Linked DNA regions of Homo sapiens: region 1 is linked to region 2. Evidence: read pairs that join two places in POLR2A ChIA-PET (ENCODE). Cell type or tissue: Panc1. All regions are shown on one strand. Each heading gives the region's core, and the rest is flanking DNA. Links, peaks and the distances in the headings are about the cores only.

The links. Peaks named below come from ENCODE experiments on the same cell type or tissue, not always from the same donor. Only the 100,000 strongest peaks of a DNase experiment are listed, where the experiment ranks them.
Region 1: POLR2A ChIA-PET joins it to region 2 with 9 read pairs; 3 of 35 experiments call an interaction of 5 or more read pairs at or near these places.

The regions. Positions count from the first base shown.
Region 1 is chr10:44,298,279-44,304,489 of GRCh38, forward strand. The region is part of intron 1 of LOC124902544 (a long non-coding RNA gene); the gene reads right to left. Among named protein-coding and RNA genes, the nearest start is that of LINC02881, 8.6 kb to the left of the region's middle. RefSeq lists enhancers at 1-143, 2,432-3,631. In Panc1, for the core only: no CTCF peak of the experiment used is centred there; a DNase peak (open chromatin) is centred at 2,952.
Region 2 is chr10:43,377,802-43,384,012 of GRCh38, forward strand. No RefSeq gene overlaps it. Among named protein-coding and RNA genes, the nearest start is that of FXYD4, 9.3 kb to the left of the region's middle. RefSeq lists a silencer at 3,000-3,049. In Panc1, for the core only: no CTCF peak of the experiment used is centred there; a DNase peak (open chromatin) is centred at 3,093; H3K27ac peaks cover 1,853 bases.

The sequences.
Region 1 (6,211 bases), core at 846-4,845, 920 kb after region 2:
GGGGAAAATAGTGTTACAGTCCTACCTCATACCTCACACCAAAATGAATTCCAGATGGGCTAAATATTTTTAATATTTAAAAAAAATCATAAGGGCAGTAAAAGAAAACATTTAGTGAAAATTGTATGAATATCTGGGTGTGAAAGTGCTTTCTAAGCAGGCAACCAAAATCTGAAGTAATATAAGGAAAAGACTAATAGATGTTAATACATAAAAACTTAAAATGTGCTCTGAAATAAAATAAAAACCTGCCATGTACAAAATTAAGAGATAAGGAAAACTGGGGGGAATAGCGAGCAGGAAGGGAATTGCCAAATACATATAAAAGAATTAAAATTGCTATTACCTAAAAAGATCTTATAAAACTGTTAGGAAAAGGCAAACACACCAACTTTTAGAAGCAGAAAGAGAATACAAACAGGCAATTCAAATAAAACGAAATGCAAATGACCAATAAATTTGTAAAAGCCCCAGTGAGGTATAATTTATAGCCCCAAACCAGCCTAGATTGAGAATGTTAAATGTGCAAAAAGATTATGGACACCCTTGCCCATAAACTGCTGTTGGGGATAGAGTCGCAGCCAACCTCCAGGACAACAGGCAGGAATTGGAAGCAAACACTCCCTCAACTCCACCGTAGGCACTGCAGCCTCAGAACTGGTTCTAAAGAAAGAGTTCCAGGGTGCATAGCTATGCGATCAGGCAGTCCTCACAGTGCTTTCATTTTTAACAAAAAAAAAAAAAGAAATGAAAAATTTTAAATGACCATCAATATAGGTTTAAAGAAAACTCATAACCCTGTTCTATAAAATATTATCCAAAAATTTACATATGACACAAATCCATGTTTATGAACATAGAAATCTATCCATATTGACTACTAAATAAGGAAATCTGGAAAAAGAACAGTATGGATAATATAATTAAAAAGTAGGGTGTGTGGGTCTGTCTGTCTAGAATAAAGCATGACCCCCAATATTACCAATGATTAAATTATGGCCCGAACCTATTGACATAAGGCGGTACTCATTCATGCAATGTCAATTCAGAAGGCAAGTTGGATACAGAATGTAATCTCTAACTACCACCACTGTCAATTTGTCTCTCTATATAATATGGATTTTTAAACTGTAAGAAAAATGACTGAAATAGTAACTGAAATTTTCTCTGGGTAGAGAGATTTAGAAAAATAGTCATTATTTTCACAATCTAAATTTGTGTATATCTCCTCAATTTTCTGTGGAAGGTGTATTAGTTTGCTAGGGCTACCATAACAAAATACCACAGACTGGGGGCTGAAACAATGAAAATTTATTCTCTCACAGTTGTGGAGGCTGGAAGACTGAGCTCAAGGTGCTGGCAGAGTCCTGAGGCCTCTCTCTCTCCTTGGCTTGCAGATGCCCTGTGTCTTCACGTGGTCTTCCCCCTGTGTGTGTCTGTGTCCCCATCTTCTTAGAAGGACATCAGTCAAATTTGATGAGAGCCCACCCTAATGATCTCATTTAACTTATTTACTTCTTTAAAGATCCTATCTCCAAATACAGTCACATTCTGAGGTGCTAGGGGTTAGGGCTTTAACACATGGATTTGTGGGTGGGAAGGCCCAATTCAGCTCATAATAGTTGGCATGTGGTAATTCTATAATCTGAGGAAAATGTTAAAACAAAAGGAGAACAAGAGAGGGAGCAGAGGGTCAGGGCGTGTCCTTGTTGCCACCAGCACACAACCATGCCCCACTGCAGAACCAAGGCTGGGGGTGGTCATAAAGGACAGTCCAGGACAGCACTGTCCCAGAATGAAGAGCACAGGCTGGCTGCCTGGGCCTGCACCGTGGCATGCACCAGGACTTGCTAACACCCTTAGCTACTACTGGCACAATTCTGGTGGTCTGCACCAGGAATGCATGTGCCCAGAGGACTGGCCCACCACCCTTTGAACCTTTTCCCAGAGGAGCCTTGGCACCTGGGAGAGACTTCCTAAAGCATTCTTCATAACAATCTAATGATAGGGACCACACCATCTCTTAGAGATGTGTGCGTTCAGGGTAAAATCTCTCAGGGGATGGCAAAATGTGTTGTTAATCCATCCTCAAAGATGTTTTTCTGTGCCATGCTACACACCTGGGCATTAAAATTACTCACTGAAATGTTCTGGCCACAGGCTTTGCTAATATTGCTGGGTTTTGTTAAAGTCGTTTATCTCTCCTGGAGACATGAATGAGGTCCACCAACTCTGGAGTGGCCACGGGCAGCATCTCTCCTGCAGAGAGGCTGGGATGTTGAGAGGCTATTTTGCAGCCCGGTCTGCATCCCTGCACCCCACTTCCTCCCCGGCAGCTGATGTGCATGTGCCTGACCTGACCCCTAGCTACAAGAAAGGAGTCCAGGGTCCTGCAACTTTCTGGGGTTCCTTGGAGATTCCTGGTGTTGGGTAAAATGAGGGCATTCAGCCCTGCCAGAAGTGAAGAGAGTAAGTGAGGTGGAGACAAGGATGGGCCTGAATGAACACGTCCAGAAGCAGAGTTCTCCAGCCTTCCCACGGTGTTTCCATGGTGCCTGGTATAACAGAAAGCATGGCATTTTAACTGGATGCTGTGAGTCTTGTGTTTGTATCATTCCCCAAGAGACCCTGAGTTTCTTGATGGCAAGGGCCATTAAGGCCCAGCACAGTAGTTTCCTCATCTTTTGAGCTCAAAAAGATGTCCATTGAATGAATGAATACATGCACAACAACATAAAGAAATAAATGGAGGTACTTTTAGATGTAGGCATCACAATGCAAATCAATTATGATTGTTCATATTATTACTACAGCTTACCTCACCAGATAGTCATCTGGCTACTTTTTGCTTGAGCAGAAGATGCCTAATTGCTGGAAACTAAATGACTCAGCATCTCACCAGCCTTAGTGACAGACATGCCCTCAGGCTGCAGCCTTGGCTCTGCTCCCTGGAATTAGATGTGGTCAATGGTTCTGATTCACAGAAGCTGGTTTACCGACTTGTCTGTCTTTCTTGATTTGAGATGTAGCTGACCTCACTGCCCGTCATCACTGGAGTTAAAATCCCTGTGGCCATGGTCTGATCAGTCATGATGGTCATGATGATGCTGGGAATTTGAGTGTGTGGGATCATTTGCATTCTATCATAGAGAAAGCACAGCTGATCGCCACATGACTCACAGCACCTGCTTCTCGCTTCCCTGGACCTAATTAATCTCCTTGTGTCAGAAATTTGTTGGCCCTGAGCCGACTCCAGGGGATGATGGTGCCAGCTCAGCACACCAGGCAGGGCCAGGAGCCAGGAGCCAGCACAGGGTATGCAAGGCCTAGACAGCAAAAGGAGAGAAAGGAGCAGAAAGCTGGGAATGTTCCTAGGCTCTAGGACAGACTAGCAAGTGTCAAAGGATGATTCTTGAGAAAAGAACCATCCCAAGATTTTTTGACAGCTCCAATAAGGAAATAATAAGGTCTGTGCTGAAGGAGGCCATGACAATGGCCTCCTTGATATCTAAGGCAGGATTTCAGGAAAACCTTTGGGGACAGTGAGAAGTAGGGGACACGTTGCTACAGAGGTGCCCAGGGCTCTTGTCTGAAGGCACCATGGACTCTTCTGGATCAGAGCACTCAATGTGTCCATAATGTAGTCATTCAAAAAGTCCTTTTAATACAGCACACAGCAGGACAAGTTATTCGTTGTATGACACATGGCTGCTTGGCATTATTCCAGCTTTCTGTATTACTGTCACCAAATAAATTAAAAATTAAGAAATAGAGATATTTTAGATAATCAAGTGTTATTTTCCCTGCCCCCATCCCCATCTCTTCATTTCTGGAAAAGCCACAGCCCAGGTGCCTCTGTGCTGGGAGGTGAGAGTATTTCTGAAGAGGTGGTAGAAGAGAACTAATGGGATTATCCGCCAGAGTGATCATTTGCAAAGAGTAGCTCATGGTTGCTGGAAAGGTTTCCACTGCCATCACCATTGACCACAGTTATTTGCTCTACTGTGGTGAAATGATTTTAATAAGTTATCTGAAATCGAGTATTATTAAGTTATGCCAGTCGAGGGGCTCTGCCCGGGTGGGCCTTAAAATGGCCCACTTACAGGAGATAGGAAGCTGCATCCCACCAGAATTATGATGTGACCTTAGGCACATTGTTAACCTCAAGTTGTTGAATCTCCTGAGTCTCGTTTCATCATGTGTGAAATGAGAAAACAAGGCAGTTGTCAGGGTTCGAGGAGCTAAGAGATGTAAATCCCTTAGCATGGTGTCTTGTCACATGTGGGGGTGCTCAGTCAGGTCAGCTGCTGTTGTCATCATTACTACCGCTGACATTAAACTGTTAGGCTTTGAACAAAGTAGCAATAGAAAGCATCATGTTCCTAGGTTAAAATTTCCCCTGTTAGGAAGATTAGAGCCAAAAAGAGAGATATCCCATCAAAGAAAAGCCCCAGGAACAGATTGAATCACTGCCGAATTCTACCAGACATTAAAGAATAAATACCGATCTTACTCAAACTCTTCAAAACAAATGGTGAGGAGGGAGTACTTCCAAGCTCATTCTAAGAGGCCAGCATTACTCTGATAACAACACTAGACACGGACACAACAACAACAACAACAAACTTCAGGCCTATATTACTAATGAATATAGATGCAAAAATCCTCAACAAAATCTTAGCTAGCCAAATTCAACAACACATTAAAAAGATCATTCATCATGACCAAATGGGACTCATCCCAGTGATGCAAAGATGGGGCAATGCAAATAAACATACACATGCAACATATGCAAACAAACAAACATAATACATCACATTCACAGAATCAAGAACAAAAACCATATGATTATTCCAACAGATGCTGAAAAAGCATTTGATAAAATTCAATGTCCCTTTATGATAAAAACCCTTATAAAAATGGGTAATCAAGGAACATACCTCAAACTAATAAAGGCCATATATGACAAAGCCACAGCTAACATAATACTGAAGGGGGAAAATTTGAAGGCCTTTCCTGTAAGAACTGAAATAAGACAAGGATGGCTATTTTCACCACTATTATTCAACATAATACTGCAGGTCTTGGTCAGAGCAATTAGGCAAGAGAAAGAAATAAAAGGCATCAAAATTGGAAAAGATGGAGTCAAATTAGTCTTGTTCACAGAAGGCATAATCTTGTACTTAGAAAAACCTAAAAATTCAACCAAAAAACTGTTAAAACTGATAAATGAATTCAACAACATTGCAAGATACAAAATCAATATATTAATACAAACTTGGTAACATTTATATATGCCAGCAGTGAACAATCTGAAAAAGAAATCAAGAAAGGAATCCTGTTTACAATAGCTACAAAAAATATAAAATACCTAAGAATCAATCTAACCAAGGAGGAATCAATCTAACAAAGGAAGTGAAAAATCTCTACAAGGAAAACCATAAAACTCTGATGAAGGAAATAGAAGAGGACACACATGCACGATAGAAAGATATTTAATGCTCATGGATTGGAAGAAATAACATTATTTAAATGACCATACTACCCAAACCAATTTACAGATTCAGTGTAATCCCTGTCAAAACATCAATGATATTCTTCACAGAAACAAAAAAAAATCCTAAAATGTATATAGAACCCAAAAGACCCTGAATAGCTAAAGCAATTGATATGGTTTCGCTCTGTGTCCCCATCCAAATCTCATCTCATATTGTAATCCCCATAATCCCCACGTGTGGGAGGGTGGGACCTCGTAGGAGGTGACTGGATCATGGGGGCCATTTCCCCCATGCTGTTCTCATGATAGTGAGCGAGTTCTCATAGGATCTGATGGTTTTGTGTTTGACAGTTCCTCCCTCTCTCTCTCTCCTCTCTCTCTCTCTTTTGCCTGCCACCATGTAAGACATGCCTGCTTCTCCTTTTGCCATGATTGTAAGTTTCCTGAGGCCTCCCCACCCATGCGGATCTGTGAATCAATTAAACCTCTTTCATTTGTAGATTACCCAGTCTCAGGGAAGCTCTTTACAGCAGCATAAGAACAGACTAACACAGCAATCCTAAGCCAGAACAAGGCTGAGGCATCACATTAGCTGACTTCAAAATCTAGTACAAAGCTCTAGTAACCAAAACAGCATGGTACTGGCATAAAAATAGATACACAGACCAATAGAACCCAGAAATAAATCTACACATTTACAACAAACTCATCTTT
Region 2 (6,211 bases), core at 1,001-5,000:
CATGCTTTCTGACTGAGGAACCCAGGGCCACGCAGTCACGACTATCAGGAGCTCTGCTGTTTGAAATCCTAGCAAACCCTGTCCTTGCATGGTGGCCCCATGACCCTGACAAGAGATGCAGCCTCAACTTCCAACCCCAGTGCCCCACTGGGGAGCAGAGGTTTCTGGACGTGACAGCCACCCACCTCCACCTTCACATGTATCCTGGGGCCACGTCGTGGTGGAGACCTGCCGCTCTTCTTTCAAGCTCTCATGCTGCTTCATTTAAACTTCTCCTGGACAGGTGTCACAGTTCCCCCAAGTCCTATAAGTGACCACTTATGTAGGAGGCCCCACCACACGAGTCCCTAGGTGTGACTGTCCAGTGACAGGCTTATCTCTCTGATGTGGAGGGTGACGGCTCTCGCTCATGGAACCTGGGAAAATCATGGTGGGAGGAGTCAGAAACTGATGGGAGGCCAGGTCTGGATGACAGTGGAGGATGGAGTCAGTGTTAGCCCCAGATGGACAAGGCCAGGCCCTGGAGTTGGGACCCTGGTTCCCAGGGGAAACGAGCTCTCCTCTCTCCCTTCTGGGAGTGAGGAATGGGCTGACTAGGGCATGACAGAGGCTCTCCAGGCTTCCCTTTGTGGGATTACTGGCTGTGCGTCAGAGACCCCTTCCTGGGGCCTGTTTCAGAGCTGGTGGGTGATTTCCCCTTGTCATCCTCTCCTAGTTGAGGGGCTGTGGGGAGAGGTAGGGGGGACCAGAGAAAGCAAAGTGTCATTTCCACTCAATTGGGGATTTACTGAGTGACAGACACCACTGTAAACACTTCACACATGTCAAATTTTCCTAGCAACCTATGTGATGCGGATGACATTAGGGTTAGGGTTAGGTTAGAGGAGAGGAGGCACCCAGAGGTTCTCATGGGCTAACGAATTCCACAGCCAGCCTCCAACCCTGGTGTCCTGCTCCTGAGCCCTGTTTCCAAAGGACTGGGGCCTGTTGCCTTCCCGATGTTTATCATTGTCAAAGACAGAGCCCAGGGACTGTGCTGCTGGGTGACTATACATCCTTCCTCACTTTTTTATTTTAAAAATCTTTTATTTTTCAGGGCTGGGTTCAGTGGCTCACGCCTGTAATCCCAGCACTTTGGGAGGCCGAGGTGGGAGGATCATTTTGAGGTCCAGAGTTCAGGAGCAGCCTGGCCAACATGGTGAAACCCTGTCACTACTAAAAATACAAAAATTGGCCGGGTGCAGTGGCTCATGCCTGTAATCCTAGCTACTCAGGAGGCTAAGGTGGGAGGATCACTTGAACCCAGGATGTGGAGGTTGCAGTGAGCCGAGATCGCACCACTGCACTCCAGCCTGGGTGACAGACCGAGACTCTGTCTCCAAAAAAAAAAAAAAAGAAAGAAAGAAAACAAACATCACAGAGACATTTACTCACAAAGTAAACCAACTTCTAACCTAGCACCCCAAAATAATCAAGTTTAAAAGTTTGCAAAAAAAAAAAAATTGTTCTCTAGTCTTTCAGATCATCTTTTCCCTCTTGTACCTGGGAGTTGGCCTTGTGAGTTTGGAATCAGAACTCAGGCTATTGCCAGGCACAGTGGCTCAAGCCTGTAATCCAAGCACTTTGGGAGGCTGAGGCGGGCAGATCACCTGAGGTCGGGACCAGCCTGACCAACATGGTGAAACCCCGTGTCTAGTAAAAATAGAAAATTAGCTGGGCGTGGTGGCACATGTCTGTAATCCCAGCTACTCAGGAGGCTGAGGCAGGAGAATTGCTTGAATCCGGGAGGCGGAGGTTGCAATGAGCTGAGATCGTGCCATTGCACTCCAGCCTGGCAACAGAGTGAGACTCGGTCTCAAAAAAAAAAAAAAAAAGGTATTGTTTCAGAACCCAAAGGTGAGGACTAGAGAAAGGACTTATTATTCTGATTTAAAATAATACTTTTTTTTTTTTTTTTTTTTGAGACAAAGTCTGGCTCTGTCGCCCAGGCTGGGGTGCAGTGATGCAATCTCATCTCACTGCAACCTCTGCTTCAGCCTCCCAAGTAGCTGGAACTACAGGCACATGCCACCACACCCGGCTATATTTTTTGTAGAGATGAAGTCTCGTCATGTTGCCCAGGCTAGTCTCAAACTCCTGAGCTTAAGCCTCCCAAAGTGCTAGGAATACAGGCGTGAGCCATGGCACCCAGCTCTCTTTTTTTAATTTCTGTATTTTTTTTATTTTCTTCTTTTTTTTCTTAAAACTGGGTCTCACTCTCTCACCCAGGCTGGAGTGCAGTAGCATGATTACAGCTCATGGCAGCCTCAACCTCCCAGGCTAAAGCAATCTTCCCACTTCAGCCTCCAGATTAGGTAGGACCACAGGCGCGTGTCACTATGCCCAGCAAATTTTTTCTTTTGAGATGGAGTTTCGCTCTTGTTGCCCAGGCTGGAGTGCAATGGCATGATCTCGGCTCACCACAACCTCTGCCCCCTGGGTTCAAGTGATTCTCCTACCTCAGCCTCCTGATTAGCTGGGATTACAGGCATGTGCCACCATGCCTGGCTAATTTTGTTTTTTTTTTTTAGTAGAGACGGGGTTTTTCCATGTTGGTCAGGCTGGTCTCGAACTCCCAGCCTCAGGTGATCCACCCACCTCAGCCTCCCAAAGTGCTGGGATTACAGGCAAGAGCCACTGCACCTGGCCCAGCTAATTTTTTTTATGTAGAGATGGGCTCTCACTGTGTTGCCTAGGCTGGTCTGGAACTCCTGCGTTCAAGCAATCCTCCCACCTCAGCCTCCCAAAATGCTGGGACTACAGGCGTGAGCCACAGCACCTGGCCTGCATCTTTTTTCTCAACTAAAACAAAACAAACTAAAACAAAACTAAAACAACTAAAACAAAACAAACTAAAACAAAACAAACTAAAACAACTAAAACAAAACAAACTAAAACAAAACAAAACAAAAAAACCTTACATTTAAGATAATTGTAGATTCACATGCAATTGTAAAAAATAATGGGGAGAGATAAGCCAGTTTCCCCCAGTGGCAACTTCTTGCATAGCTATAGTACACTATATCACAGCAGAATATTGAAACTGCTAGAAGCATTGGCCTTACTGAGATTTCACCAGTGTTACATCACTCATTTGTGTGTGTATGTACGTTTAGTTCTGTGCAACTTTATCACCTGTGATGCCTGTGACCACCACAGTCAAGATCTGGACCAGTTCATTACCAGGATCCCTCATGCTCCTCTTTTATAGCCAAACCCATTTCCCTCCCTACTTAGGCCCCCTAGGCCTAACCTCTGGCAACCACTAAACTGTCCTCTATCTCTATAGTTTTGTTATTTCGAGAATGTTAGGACCGGGCACGGTGGCTCACACCTGTAATCCCAAAACTTTGGGAAGCCGAGGCAGGTGGATCATCTAAGGTTAGGGGTTCGAGACCAGCCTGACCAACATGGTGAAACCCTGTCTCTACTAAAAATACAAAATTAGCCAGGTGTGATGGCAGGCGCCTATAATCCCAGCTACTCGGGAGGCTGAAGCAGATGAATCACTTAAACCCAAGAGGAAGAGGTGCACTGCATTCCAACCTGGGCAATAGAGTGAGACTCCGTCTCAAAAAAAAGAAAAAAAAAGTGTTAGGCTGGGTGTGGTGGTGCATGCCTGTAGTCCCAGCTACTTAGGATGAGGCAGTTGGATCACTTGAGAGTTTGAGGCTGCAGTGAGCCGTGATCGCGATCATGCCACTGCACTCGAGCCTGGGTGACAGAGCAAGGCCCAGTCTCAAAAAAAAAAAAAAAAAAAAAAAGAGAGAGCTATCATCTCACCACTGCTCTTTAGCTCTTTAGCATGGGCAACAGAGTAAGATTCCTTTTTTTTTTTTTTTTTTTTTTAGAGACGGAGTCTCGCTCTGTCACCAGGCTGGAGTGCAGTGGCATGATCTCGGCTCACTGCACCCTCCGCCTCCTGGGTTCAAGAATTCTCCTGCCTCAGCCTCCTGAGTAGCTAGGACTACAGGCGTGTGCCCCCACGCCCAGCTAATTTTTGTAATTTTAGTAGAGATGGGATTTCACCATGTTGGCCAGGATGGTCTGGAACTCCTGACCTCAGGTGATCCGCCCGCCTCGTCCTCCCAAAGTGCTGAGATTATAGGTGTGAACCACCGCGCCCAGCCCAATTCTTTTAAAAAAACAAAAACTGATAATAAAACTGAGATGCCTTGAGACTTGATGCATCTGTCAGCACCCAAATCATGAGGGTGGTCTTAGTGCAGGTGACTTATCTCCCATACTGCTAAGTACTTGGGGGCAGCTTCTTGAAAGGTAACTAGGCTGGGCATGGTGGCTCATGCCTGTAATCTCAGCACTTTGGGAGGCTGAGGTGGGCAGATAGCCTGAGGTCAGGAGTTTGAGACCAGCCTGGCCAACATGGTGAAACCCTGTCTCTACTAAAAATATGAAAATTAGCCAGGTGTGGTGGTGGGTGCCTGTAATCCCAGCTACTTGGGAGGCGGAGACAGAAGAATCGCTTGAACCTGGGAGACGGAGATTACGGTGAGCTGAGATCGCGCCACTGCACTCCAGCCTGGGCAACAGAACGAGACTCCGTCTCAAAAAAAAAAAAAGAAAGAAAAAGAAAAGAAAGGTAACTAGCCCTCTCCTGCAGAAAACGTGGCCTTGATTCAGAACACTCAGAGTTTCAGGGTTTGGCCTGAGTGTTTACTGAGACTTATCAGAGGTGCCACATGAAATCATTTAGGAACACAGGTACCTCTTTGATGGGGCCTATGCTGTCATTTGTAGCAGATGGCAGAGGAGCTGGTGGAGTCCTTGCATCCTTCTGGTCACCTGATAATTAGCAGGAGTAGTATTTCCTTTTTTTTTTTGAGACAGGGTCTCACTGTCATCCAGGCTGAGGTGCAGTGGTGCAATCTTGGCTCACTGCAACCTCCGCCACCTGGGCTCAAGCGATCCTCCCACCTCAGCCTCCCAAGTAGCTGGCCTACAGGTGTGAGCCACCATGCCCGAGTAATTTTTGTATTTTTTGTAGAGTCGAGTGTCTTGCCATGTTGCCCAAGCTGCTCAAACTCCTCAGCTTGGCCGGGCACACTGGCTCACACCTGTAATCCCAGCACTTTGGGAGGCCGAGGTGGGTGGATCACCTGAGGTCCAGAGTTCAAGACCACCCTGGCCAACATGGTAAAACCCCATCTCTACTAAAAATACAAAAATTATCTGGGCGTGGTGACACCCACCTGTAATCCCAGCTACTCAGGAAGCTGAGGCAGAATCGCTTGAACTGGGGAGGTGGAGGTTGCAATGAGCCGAGATCGCACCACCGCACTCTAGCCTGGGTGAGTGAGACTCCGTCTTTAAAAAAAAACAAAAAAAAACAACTCCTCAGCTCAAGCAGTCCACCTGCCTCAGCCTCCCAAAGTGCTGGCATTACAGGTGTGAGCCACTGCGCCAGGCCTCAGGGTATTTTCAAGGGTCAAAGCAGCTTTCTCCAAAATCCAAAAACTACTACCCAAAATTATGCCTCTTTCAACACCCGGCATTTTTAGTGACTCAAGGGATGAAAATTCTTATCAGGCCCTTACTTGCTTACACATTAACCACTCGCTTTTTGCCCAGTATTCCTTGTTCCCATAATGAAATTATGAACTGCTGAAATACTGTTCCTTGTGAAGGAGGGGATAACTTCAGGGCCATAAAAAAATTTTGCAGAAGTAATGAATGTCTTTAAACACACTGCGACCAGCTGCAGACACCCAGAAGTCTGGTTATTCAAGACACTATGTGAGACTAAAGAAACACAGACTTTTCCCCCCTCGGTTCTCTGAAACTGCCCCTCCCTTAGTCTCTAGCTGTGTAAAAACTCCCCATGCCTGGCATGGTGGCTTATGCCTATAATCCCAGCACTTTGGAAGGCCGAGGCTGTAGTGTACTATGTCGATTGGGTATCTGCAGCAAGTTCGGCCTCGCTATGACCTCCCAGGAGTGGAGGACCACCACGTTGCCTAAGGAGGGGTGAACTGGCCCAGGTTGAAAACGGAGGTCAAAACTTCCATGCTGAGGCTGTGCGCGGTGGCTCACGCTTATAACCCCAGCACTTTGAGACTCTCTCAAAGTCACTGCACTCCAGCCTGGGTGATATAGGGAGACCCCCATCTCTAAAAAAACAAAACAAACAAAAAAACTCCACGCTGCTTCTTTT